Linked DNA regions of Homo sapiens: region 1 is linked to region 2. The links are chromatin contacts, found by Hi-C or POLR2A ChIA-PET in ENCODE. All regions are on one chromosome and are shown on one strand. Each heading gives the region's core, a stretch centred on a gene start or an enhancer-like site at or near the end of the contact. The rest is flanking DNA. Distances are from core to core; before and after follow the strand shown.

Evidence for each region. Hi-C counts contacts between places; a loop is a spot of excess contacts on that map. ChIA-PET counts read pairs that join two places held with the same protein, here RNA polymerase II (POLR2A). Pooled maps may share reads with other maps.
Region 1: a loop to region 2 is called in a map of MCF 10A, with 2.0 times the contacts of the local background. The contact joins the enhancer-like site here to the promoter of CACNA2D3-AS1 in region 2. A Hi-C loop is called at or near these places in 3 of 168 maps with a recorded cell type or tissue (MCF 10A, PC-9 and chondrocyte) and 2 of 50 pooled maps. POLR2A ChIA-PET finds 5 or more read pairs at or near these places in 3 of 52 experiments (IMR-90, MCF 10A and PC-9).

What each region holds. Positions count from the first base shown.
Region 1 is chr3:54,987,377-54,993,324 of GRCh38, reverse strand. It overlaps CACNA2D3 (calcium voltage-gated channel auxiliary subunit alpha2delta 3), which reads right to left. Exons shown (of 38, transcript NM_018398.3): 31 at 5,572-5,642. Among named protein-coding and RNA genes, the nearest start is that of LRTM1, 62 kb to the right of the region's middle. Within about 2 kb of position 4,469, at least 4 of the 41 ENCODE cell types and tissues checked have a DNase peak (open chromatin) inside an H3K27ac peak, as active enhancers do.
Region 2 is chr3:54,899,271-54,905,568 of GRCh38, reverse strand. It overlaps CACNA2D3-AS1 (CACNA2D3 antisense RNA 1), which reads left to right and starts at 4,314. Exons shown (of 7, transcript NR_046666.1): 1 at 4,314-4,410. It overlaps CACNA2D3 (calcium voltage-gated channel auxiliary subunit alpha2delta 3), which reads right to left. Exons shown (of 38, transcript NM_018398.3): 27 at 5,701-5,781.

The sequences.
Region 1 (5,948 bases), core at 3,220-5,719, 88 kb before region 2:
CTAGCAATCTGCTAGATATTTTGCTGGAGCAAGGTGCCCTACCTGAGATTAACCCAGAGTGTTATCCTTGCTGTCTATGTGCTTAGTGTTTTGCCCTAGCATCAGTAGTTCCAGTGCCCCCCAGGGGCCTCTAGGAGAGTAAAGTGCTAATATGGTTTGGATCTGTGTCCTCACCCAAATTTCATGTTGAACTATAATCCCCAATGCTGGAGGTGGGGCCGAGATTGGATCATGGGGGCAGATGGAAGTGATTGCATCATGGGGGCAGATTTCCCCCCTTGGTACTGCTCTTGTGATAGTGAGTGAGTGCTCACGAGATCTCGTTGTTTTAAGGTGTTTAGCACATCTCCTCCTCCCTCTTCCTCCTGCTTCAGCCATGTGAAGACATGCCTGCTTCTCCTTCACCATCCGTGATGGTTGTAAGTCTCCTGAGGCCTCCCCAGCCATGCTTCCTGTACAGCCTGTGGAACTGTGAGTCAATTAAACCTCTTTTCTTTGTAAATTACCCAGTCTCAGGTACTGCTTTTTTCTTTTTTTTTTTTTTCTTGTTGTTCAGGTATTTCTTTATAGCAGTGTGAGAACCGACTAACACAAGCACCATCAAGACACTGAAGGTGGGGGCCCCTCCCATCACACCCTAAGGGGAGGATGCAGGGACAAGAAGATAATCCAAGAAGCTGACCTCAAAAAGATGGGCTGGGGGCTCTTCCCTCTAGGAAGAGACGGATTCAGACATTGCTTAGAAGTCTAAAAAGAGGAGAAAGAACAGAGGAAACAGAGAAAGGTAGAAGTTGTGGATCAGAGAGGACCGCCAGGAGCTCTCACTTTGTGATATGATTCATTTGTGCCAGCTGATTGTGTCCTGCAGGGATCTCCCCTGTGGTCACAATGGGAGACATCCAGGAAGGAAGCTGAGTGCCCACACTCAGGAGGGTGGGCTGTAGGCATGTATGTACCTTTAAGCTGGGGACACCTCAGTTACTCACATATCATTCCATATATCCCTCACTTGTAGGTATATGAATAATTATTTTCATCCTATTTTGCTGCAAAGATCAGGTGACTCCTAAGAGCGTAGTAGCTAGACTGCTACCATGCTTTTAACCTCGTGTCTTGATGCTGGCTGCACATGAGAATCACAGAGAAGCTTTTAAAGAGCACAAGTGCCTGGGCAACATCCCCAAATCAACTTAATATACGATTTCTTGGGCTGCAGCTTGAACTTGGAGTGTTTTTAAAGGTCCCCAGGGATGCTAACGCACAAGAGAGTTCAGGTCCATGAATCACCCCAACACTGTGCTGTAAAGGTAACTGCTATGTAGTAACTATCCTTTGGGGGTTATTAGTGATAAAATAAGACAAACAAACAAAACAAAACAGGAGAAAATTGGAAAATAAGAAGAACTCAGACATATGGAACTCTACTCAAAAGGTATTCTTATCTCCTGTTTGCAATGGCTTTGCAATTTGAAAAGCATTTTAACATATTGTATTTTAGTTAATTCTCAGAAAATCCATTGAGATCCCTATTTTGGTAATGAAGAAACAGGCTCAGAGAGGCTGACGACACCGTCCATGGCCACACAGTGGAGAATCTTGTGCTCAACCTGAAGTCTTCTTATTTCAAGTCCAGAGTATCACAAAGGCCCCGTCAGGAACCTTGAAAGAAGAAGACTCCTATGACAGGCTGTATTTTCTCCCTTTTCCCTAGATACATGACAACATTGAATTTGCATTACCAGGGGTAAACAAATTCTAATGAAAGGATTTTGAGACTAGATTTTCTCTTCATAGTTGCAAGAGGCCGGGCATGATGACTCACACCTGTAATCCTAGCACTTTGGGAGGCCAAGTTGGGGGGATCACCTGAGGTCAGGAGTCCAAGACCAGCCTAGCCAACATGGTGAAACCCCGTCTCTACTAAAAATACAAAAATTAGCTGGGCATGGTGGTGTGCACCTGTAGTCCCAGCTACTCGGGAGGATGAGGCAGAAGAATCGCTTGAACCCAGAAGGCGGTGGTTGCAGTGAGCTGAGATTGTACCACTGCACTCCAGCCTGGGCAACAAGCGAGACTCTGTCTCAAAAAAAAAAAAAAAAATACTCGACACTTTTTGAACACAGGGCCCCACATTTTTATTTTGCACTGGGCCCTGCAAATTGTGCAACTGGTCCTATTTATGCCTGTCTCAGAGTTACTGGAAAGCCTGCAAAGAGGTAAGATCTGTCAAGGACAAGCCAAGCCTGGAGTCTGGTGGGTGCTCAGCGAACGCAGCCATGATTATTACTGTCATGCTGCTGAACCTATTGGTCTGTGAGTTGGATCCTGGATACTAGGTCATATGTAAGCTGGCTAGAGTCAGGTCAAAGAGTCAACTAAAGTGCCCAAGAGTGGTCAATTTTGCCTCTTAGATTGTTTCACACGCTGCTGTGAGACTTTCTCAAAATTCTTTCAAGTTGTTAATTTGTTCACATAAATCAGTGGTTTTCCTTCTGCCTGCACTACAGACCCAGAAGTGGATGTTCTTTCCCTCTGATGGCACTGTCAGGTAGAACAGCCAATGGGTCACGAGGTGAGTGGTCAGAATGGTCAGGGGAGAGGTCTGCTGTCACCCAGACAAGCATCACCTTGCTTCCCTGGAGAGAGGCAGCAAAATGACCAAGACAGAGAAACAAAGGGGAGGCTATGAAGGGAGGTAGTGCTCTCCTCTTGGAGCTCTGTCTTTCTGGAGAAGATGGTTTGTGGAGTTCTTGTGCATGAAACTTGTTTCTTTCTTTCTTTCTTTTTTTTGTTTGAGATGGAGTCTCGCTCTGTCACCCAGGCTGAAGTGCCGTAGCATGACCTCGGCTTATCGCAATCTCCGCCTCCCAGGTTCAAGCAATTCTCCTGCCTCAGCCTCCCAATTAGCTAGGATTATGGGCACACACCACCATGCCCAGCTAATTTTTGTATCTTTAGTAGAGACAGCGTTTCACCTTGTTGGCCAGGCTGGTCTTGAACTCCTGACCTCAAGTGACCCACCCATCTCTGCCTCCCAAAGTGCTGGGATTACAGGCGTGAGCCACTGCACCCGGTCTGAAATTTGTTTCTTTAGGACTGGGTATAAGACTATCAGATAAAGAAACTGAGGGCCAGCCCGGTGCTGTCCAAGATGCTGAGATGAGGGGTCAGCACAGTAAACTGATCTCGAGTTTCACCTGGGCTAACCACAGCACCAGAGCAACGCAGCTTCATGTAACCCATGTTTGAGGGTGGGCTCAATTCAATATGGTGCATGACTTCTGATCCAGAGTGCTGTCAGTTACAGCCAACTATATCCTTTCACTGCTTCTGAACTATAGATCTTCTCTGAATGACAGGAGTGTCAACCTTATGCTCTGAGCAAGCACTGCATGCTGGGAAAGGCAAGGGCACAAATGTGTGATTGCAAGGACTGTGGTCCTCCAACACCAGAGACCCATCATATGGTGTCATAGGAAGCCTGTAGGGAGACGTGTAAATGTAGATGAAGCAATACCTGGTGCTAAGTGGAAAGCAAATTCAAGACAGAACAAAGATCGACAACAAAAATCATGGCTGCAGCTCACAACTAATTGAGCTCTTCATACATGCCAAGTTCTGTGCTAAGAACTTTATGCTTACTATGATCTCACTAGCTCTGACAGCAACCCTTGGAAGTAATTATTGTCATCTTCATTTTCCATGTAGAGAAACCAGTGTTTGGAGAGGTAATCTGACTAAATCAAGCAGCTGGTAATGTCAGAGCCTAGATTTGACCCCAGTCTGTCTGACTCCAAAAATCAAACTCTCAATGCTCTACTGGCCCCAGTGAGGAGGCCCGTCAAAGAAGCCCAGGAGGTTTGTCAACTTGCTCCTGGATGACAGCAGTTGCTGTAATAACTGAGTTCCCAGCCCTTCCTTTTTCTCAAATATGTTGGCTACTCTTGTAGTAAAAGGAAGTTCTAGATTCATGCCAACTGTACTTCACCCACATGAAGGAGAAGACTAGAGGTTCAAAATTCCATTACACCCTTTCTCTTTCTCCCACCAAACAGTTTGAAAGGAATATCCAAGAGGGAGAGGAAAAAATAGGTTTGTTAAAGAAGTTGAAAAATGTGCTTTCAAATGAGAAACACGTGTGCGATTATTCCTCATCTTTTGTCTCCTCCCCCCACCAAGTTGAAAAGAAGTTAACATGATACAAATGCACACATCCACATAAAGATAGGAAAAGTCAGTGGTGCCGTGGATGGCAGGCCAGGAGCTGCTGCAGGAAGCTTGAAGAAGTGGTGGAAAACTCCACAGCCACTCCAGCCCAGATCCAAGCAGAGTTTTCAAGCATGTGTACAATGACTCCCAGCAAAGAAGAAAACTGTACTTGAATTTTTTTTAGAAGGGAAGGGAGCAGGAGGGGACGATCTGCTACAGGCAGGCCTGAGAGCAAGCAAGTATGTCAGAGATTGCAGAAGTGCTGGCACTAGGCCAGGTTCTTATATCATTTCTTTTTTTTTTCTTCCCTTCTGGCACAAACAAGCTATGGAATTTCAAACACTGGGTCATCATTTTTGAATTCCCTGCTTTCAGCAAAGTGCTCAGTTGGTCTTGTTGACTAGCTTAAAAGTCTGATTTCCTGAGCTAACACTTCCTAGCCATTCAGCCGCAGAAGAGTAATAAACCAGGGGCCTGCCTACCCACTGGCCACCGATGTGCAATGGATCTCTCAGGGAAGCTGGAGGGCCATCCTTGCATTTCCTGCCATTATATATTTAACAGCATCAAATATGCCCATTAAAGCACCACTTGAAAGGCTAACATTCTTCCTGGGAGGCCAAGGGAAGGGAGACAGCATGGACCCCCAGGGAGGCATTCTAACACCCGATCTCATGGGATGATGGCTTTTCCCAGAAGTTTAGGTATTCCCAAGAGCATGGCTGGCCTGCCCATGAGGGACATGGGGCCATAAGGAAGCTGCTCTACACAAGCTTTATTCAGGATCAGCGAGAGTTCTTACACCTGGATGAGTAGTCAGTATCTGCCACCTGTGGAATTTGGCACCATCTAGGTTTTCTTCCAGAAGCAGACTTAAACTTACCTCCATCAAGAGCGGATTTTGAGAATTTTCACTTGATTTTCTAAAACAACATCAAGAAGTCTCTAAATACCACCTTTCATCCCCAAGTTCCAGATTTCTAGGGAGCTTCCCAGGTTAATCAATAGGAGACAAAATACACTCCACCCTTCCGGCCAGGTGAAAACCTTTCCTACTTCTTCGCAGTGACTTGCTTCAGACTGACATAATCACATCACAGTGCAGCCTCCTACTTCAATACTGGCCTCCAATAAATGCTCTGCTGGGTGAACAGGAAACTCATTGTGAACTGAGTTTCTAAGACTCTAACACTCTAACACTCGTGCAAGAGGCATCGAATTTCAGAGAGATCTTTTGGAGCATGAACACAAGTAAAAACCAGCCACAGGGTCAAGTCTGGGCTTGCTTTATTTGACCTTGGCTTGTTTTATTTTATTTAGGAAAACTTTTGGGGGGAATGCAGTGGACCATAAAACCCTTACCTTTTAAAGGAGCCCATTGTTAGCAATTTGTTCATCACAGCTCCCTCGATCTCACCAAAAAAGTCTCCAGTCTATGGGGAAGAAGACATATGAGGAGGTGTAGATAAATAATGTGCCCAAACAGGAGAGAAGAAATGAAAAGGGACACAGTCTGTGTCCTGGAACTGACAGGAGCAAAAGGCAGGTTTTCAGGAAAGTGGAAAAGGTTTTAACAGTCATGAGAACTCATGGGATTACACAGCAAACTAGAGAGCAGATGTGAATGCTTCCACAGTACGTGGGAGGGGGCTGCGTAACCCATGCTGAATGCTGAAATTAAAACACGCATGCACACACATGTGCACACACACATACCCCACTACCCTTGGATGGAGTAG
Region 2 (6,298 bases), core at 3,065-5,564:
ATAAAACAGTTCCTTTGCTCAGATTTTAAAAACTAGAGGTTTATCCAGGCAGACTTGATACACACTTTCTGACATACTAGTTAACTCCTACATACCAAATATGTGAGATCCCACCAAAGGAATGTTCACAAGTTAAATTTTTGCCTAGAACATTTTGCCAGCATTATTCACCTAACTCTAATGAAGGGCCCATAGTAAATACTGCATTCAGATTAAATACCACATACTTGGCAACAGTTAATGATCACTGATGTTAATCAATCCCTTTCCTAATTAGCTGGTTAAATGGGATCTTCCCCTTCATTACACTGCCCTGAGTTATGCAAATGAGACCACATAACCCACATTTTCAAATTTCTCCAGTAACAGATCTAAAGTGTTCTGTGTTTCTTGCAAATCAACTCCCAAACTTACTAAAATTCATTGAATTTTATAATTTAAAAAGATATATAAATCCTACCTCAATAAAGCTGTTTAAAAAGAGCAGTTTCTATAAGAAACCAATGTCTCTGGTGTCTATACTCCTTTTTATCTGCTGATGTGATCAGATTAGCTATTCTAAGCATCACCTTAGATGCCCGGACCTCAGAAAAGACATCTACTGATGCAGAGATAACTACTGGTCCAACAAGGTTGCTTTTGGGATGGGACACAAAACAATTTTCTATTCCTTAAAATATTCATATTGATCAATATCATATTACTATAGTATGGACTGGAGTTTTAGCTACTGAGTGATTATCTGTCTTAGAGTTTTAGTCAAGTACTATGTTTCCACTATCTGGTCAATAAATATGTACCTACATAAAGAAGGTGAAAATGAAGCCCGTCTTCCTTGAATCATGTATTTATCCAGTATCGCTCCCATATGGACCGTATGTTAGCCCTTGTACTTGGCACTGGGAATAAAAAGATAATTGGGTCTTTGCCCTTAAAGAGTTCAAAACTATCTAAGAAATCAAAATGAAACATTTTTAGGAGCAATTTTAGATTTTGGTATGTTAAAAGGTACACTTTAAAGCAAGTGCACATAATTCAGATTTCATTATTTAATATTTTACACATCTCTAGAAGTCTGAAATTGTTAACAAATATTGGGATTGAGTATCTTGTATTTGTCAGAGGGAGGGTCTAGAAGATAAACAGGGAAGTCAGACAGACGATTTGAGGAGGGGAAGAAGTCTCCTGCAGGGCCACACCTTCCATCTTGCTTCAATTCTGCCTCCCTGTATTTCTTTGTACCAGGTCATTTCTACCCTGATATGGTAGATGCGGTGCCTATGACTGCTGGACTAGTGGGCCAGGTCTCTCCAGGGAGAACAAAGTAAAGAATCACCACCACGATCAGCGTAATTTATAAAACTCAAGTCAACAATAAGTAAGTTAAGGCAAAATAGGTTTTGCCCTTTCTCTTCTCTTGTGTGTGCTCTCTTGCCCTTCTACCTTCTGCCCTCTGTCATAACATGACACAGCACGAAGGCTCTTGCCAGATGTGGGCACCTGGATCTTGGGGTTTGCAGCCTGCAGAACTGTAAGAAATAAATTTATTTTCTGTATAAATTACCCATTCTGTGGGAGAAAATTTTTGCAAACTAAGCATCTGATAAAAGTCTAATGTCCAGTATCTATAAGGAACTTAAACAAATTTACAAGAGAAAACAAATAGCCCCATTAAAAAGTGGGCAAAGGACATGAATAGACACTTCTCAGAAGAAGACATACATGCAGCTCACAAGCATATGAAAAAAAGCTCAACATCACTGATCATTAGATAAATGCAAATCAAAACCACAATGAGATATCATCTCACACCAGTCAGAATGGCTATTATTAAAAAGTCAAAAAATAACAGATGCTGGTGAAGTTGGAGAGAAAAAGGAGTGCTTATACACTGTTGGTGGGAGTGTAAATTAGTTCAGCCATTGTAGAAAACAGTGTTGCGATTCCTTAAAGAGCTGGAAACAGAACTACCATCCTACTCAGCAATCCCATTTCTGGGTATATACCCGAAGGAATATAAATCATTCTATCATAAAGACACATCCAAGTGTATGTTTTCTGCAGCACTATTCACAATAGCAAAGACATGGAATCAACCTAAATGCCCATCAATGATAGACTGGATAAAGAAAATGTGGTACATATACACCATGGAATACTATGCAGCCATAAAAAAAGAATGAGATCAGGTCCTTTGCAGGAACACAGATGGAATTGCAGGCCATTATCCTTAGCAAACTAATGCAGGAACAGAAAACCAAATACCGCATGTTCTCACTTATACGTGGGAGCTAAATGATGAGAACACATGGACACAGAGAGGGGAACAACACACACTAGGACCTAATGGAGGGTGGAGGGTGGGAGGAGGGAGAGGATCAGGAAAAATAACTAATGGGTACCAGGCTTAATACCTGTGCAATAAAATAATCTGTACAACAAGCCCCCATAACACAGTTTACCTATGTAACAAACGTGCACGTGTACCCCTGAACTTAAAATAAAGTTAAATAAAAAAAAATTACTCATTCTGTGGTATTCTGTTATAACAAAACAAAATGGATTAAGACACTGGTTATTATTTATTTATAGCTAGAGTGCCTGGCAAAAGCAGAGGCTCAGGAAATATTTATTTATTGAATGAATGAATATGCCACCAACTTTTAGATAAAAACGGGTTATGCTAAACTCTAGCATTTTTATTCTTCTCTCTTATCCAAGAATTTTCTTGTTTGTTTTCTCATTTTATCCCTGAATTGACACACAGGAAGGCAAGGGAGGTAATAATCCCAAGCCTATTTTAGATAGAACTTTAGAGACCCAAGACCACACATTTAGCAAGTTATAGAGTGAATGACAAACTGCGTGGACCTTACAGTCCAAGATCTGCATTTCCAGTGACAACAATGCAATGGATGAGGGACCTGACACAACAGAAGGTTCCAGGGCTAGGATGAGACTTGGTAGGCCAAAGGGAGAGTCCCACCACTTCTTCCTGTGCAGTGGGAAAGCAATTAAGAAAATGCAGCACACTGGTGGCAGCTGGAGAGTTGGCAGGCTTCTCAAGAGAAGGACTGTAAGCAATGTCATAGGCCGGGAAGATGGATGGGGCCCATTTATGCACCAAGGCTGGCGTACAAATGGAATCTTGCCCAGTCTGACTGGCCTTTCTTCAAAGGTGTCATTGACAGATGAGTATCTAAATGTTTTTGTTTAAAAAAGAAAACACACAAAAGAGAAAGAAGAGAATAAAACAAAAAACAAGAAAATGAAACAAAAAAACCTCTTTCTACCCCAGACATATATAGCCAATGAACATGAGATGACCAGGTCAGGCCTGGGAGCGAAGCTGGCCTTTCCAAGGAGTCCTTGATAATTATTTGCATAGTTGTACACCTCTTCTTTCAGAAGAGTTCCACTTTAACACAAGGATTTCATTGAGACCTAACATTCCTGCCAGTCGGCTGTCTCCCATCTGCTGTTGGGGCACACTGATGGGAGAAAAGCCTGCTCACATATTCATCTTCATCTGCCAAAACAAGGCTTCTTCCCCAATTAAAATGGCCTTTTTAATTTTAGAGTGGTAAACAGTGTCTACTTAATTTGAGGAAAATACACAGAGGAAAGTTACCAAACCTAATCACACAGTGATATGATGGTTGAGTCAGAGTCAGGAAAACTTGGGGAGGGGGTGCTGAAGAGGCCGCTCTATTTTTGGAGACAGAGAGGTCTTCTTGAGGTCACTGCCTTCGTGGGGCTGCATCCACAGCAGTCTTCAACATCAAAACCAAGCAATTCTGTTTTATCTTACGTCTACCAAAGTTTGAAAAAGGGTAACAGTCACCAATTCTAAAAGGTAAGGACTAAATACGGTTCTTTAAATGACCTTGCTTCTTGGCCTTGCTCTGTAATTATCTTCTGAAAATGGGGGCCATTTGGCATACACAGAGAAGCAGTAAATAGGAGGGTGCCTTCTCCACCCACTCAGGGTGGACCAAACTGTGTCTCGTGACCTGCCTGTGGTCTATGGCCAGCGATGCAACTCGACAATAGACTGGCATAGCATTTGGAAAGTGCACGTTCTTCTCTAGACTGGATACACAGTGTTCAGGCTCAGACCACGTTTCACCTATACTCAGCCAAACAGGCATTTATGAAATGTAAGGCATTTGGAAACATGTGAGCATAGTTTGTAAACTTGGACAGAGGTGGCTGGGACAGGCACAGTGACCTTAGGGCTCATCCTTCATGATGACTAAACTAGAAACCCAAAGAAAGGGTTTTAAAAAGAAATTTCAAACAGACAACCAGATATTCTGGCCAGACCATGTCACTGACAGCTGCTGCATGTGGCCTCAGCTCCCGGGAGACAACATGCCTTCAGAATTAGCTCGCTGGACCAGCCTGGAGGTAAGCAAGCCTGACCTCCTTTAAGCATAAGTAAATCTTGTTGAGTTAAATGATCCCGTCTCCCACTTTCCTCAAGGAACATGAGACATTAAGTGACAAAATTTGAAGACAGCAACTGTGAATCCTCAGAGCCCATATCTCCTGGCTGATTAAGAATAGGTCTGCTTAGTTCAAGATGAGCCACAGGTCAGATACATAAGGCTGTCATCCTTGTCACACCCAGTAACTCAGGAATAACCAGGGCAACTACCCCCAGATCTTTCAACCCTACTAATACAATTATACACAGGCCAAGTAAGAAATAAAGTGGGGGGAAAAAAGCAGTATTTCCTCGCCAAAGAACAACCACTTCAAACAGGTCTCCTCCATCTGCTCCATTTATACTCCTTCCCACAAATATTCAGTGTGTGAAGACACAGAAGTGGATGTTAAGTCACCCTAAAGTACAACTTATTGAGGGAGACTGCTGGAAAACAAAAATCGCTCTCTTTAGTAAACCCAGCCAATACCAGGATGGTGCTTGGAGCATATCACCCACCCATCAACCAATGGCTCCAAAGTGATCAGAATAAACCATGTGCCAGACACACCCTCGGGCCTTGTTTTTATGTCAGCATCTGTCTTCAAAGAGGGCTTTTTGGTAGTTGCCAGCCCTTTAGGCCAAATGCCACCAATGAAAGCCCCTAGCCATCCACAGACAGCTGCTGACACTCCTAAAAAGTGAGAGAAATGGAAAAAGCCAGAAACGGGACTTCTTTGACAATTCAAGACTCTCAGTCATATAATATTTTGGCTTTCCCCTGGTCCCAAACACAGCACCTGCAGATACAGCTAACTCTAATTCCCCAGGGGGATTAGGGGGATGAAAATCTCAGTCTCTCTGGAGAAGGGCACATTTCAGTTTGTGTTTGCCTAAAACAAACCTGCAATTTCCTTGTATGCCCACTGTCATCCTAATGACACAGAAGCTGGAGATCTGGAGTTTACTTTGAATGAACATGCTACCTACCATCAAGAAATTCTCCTCGGCAAGTACTGACAATTTCTTACTGGCTCAGAGTTTAAGGATAGAAACGCTGGGAAAGTTTTCTGTTTTCACATCAACCACCACCAGCTGTCAGAGTCTTGGTTTGAAGGAGATGACACCAAGCTGAGAAGGAAGTAATTTAAAATTGTTTTCTCCTTTGAAAACCTTTTTGGAGGATAAGCGTGCCTCACAGAAGTAGCCCACTGGCCGGATGAATGGGCGCCATGCTTACTTTGTCTTCATGGATTCAATCAATTATTTACCTGCCACCACAGGAGATTTCCGTTCATCCAGGAGCTGGATGGATGTACTTGCTGTCACCACATTGCTTTTATTGACTGGTCCTGTGAAAAGAAAAAACACCACAACAAAAATGAAGATAATTACAGTGTACACGTTAAGAGAGTAATCATATCGGTCTACAGTCACCAATTCTGCAAATTGTTCTGGGGCTTGGTCCCAGGCCCCAGAGTCCTCTGAGGTGTGGATGCTCTGCCTACGCTGCCAGGCCATGAGTGCAGTGCTGCGAGTCCTCCCAGCTGAAGGAATTGGCGAGTTGAGTTATGACCACCAGTGCACTGGGGAACATCCAGCCTCTTCACATCGAAACCATTGACCACCATCGAGGGACCACATTTTTTGGTAATCTGTGGTTTCAAATTGCAGTGTTTACTTGTGTCAGTGGTCATATTTACACTGCCTGTCTAAATATAACCATGAAGAGCTGTATGAGGGCTTTGAAATTATTTTACAAGTTGGCAACTTTAGCTCTGATTCATTGGTTAAATCTTTACTGATCTATAAAATTGTAATTTCGAGCCCAGTTTTTCTGGGCAAAATTATTCTAAACAGGGATAGAGC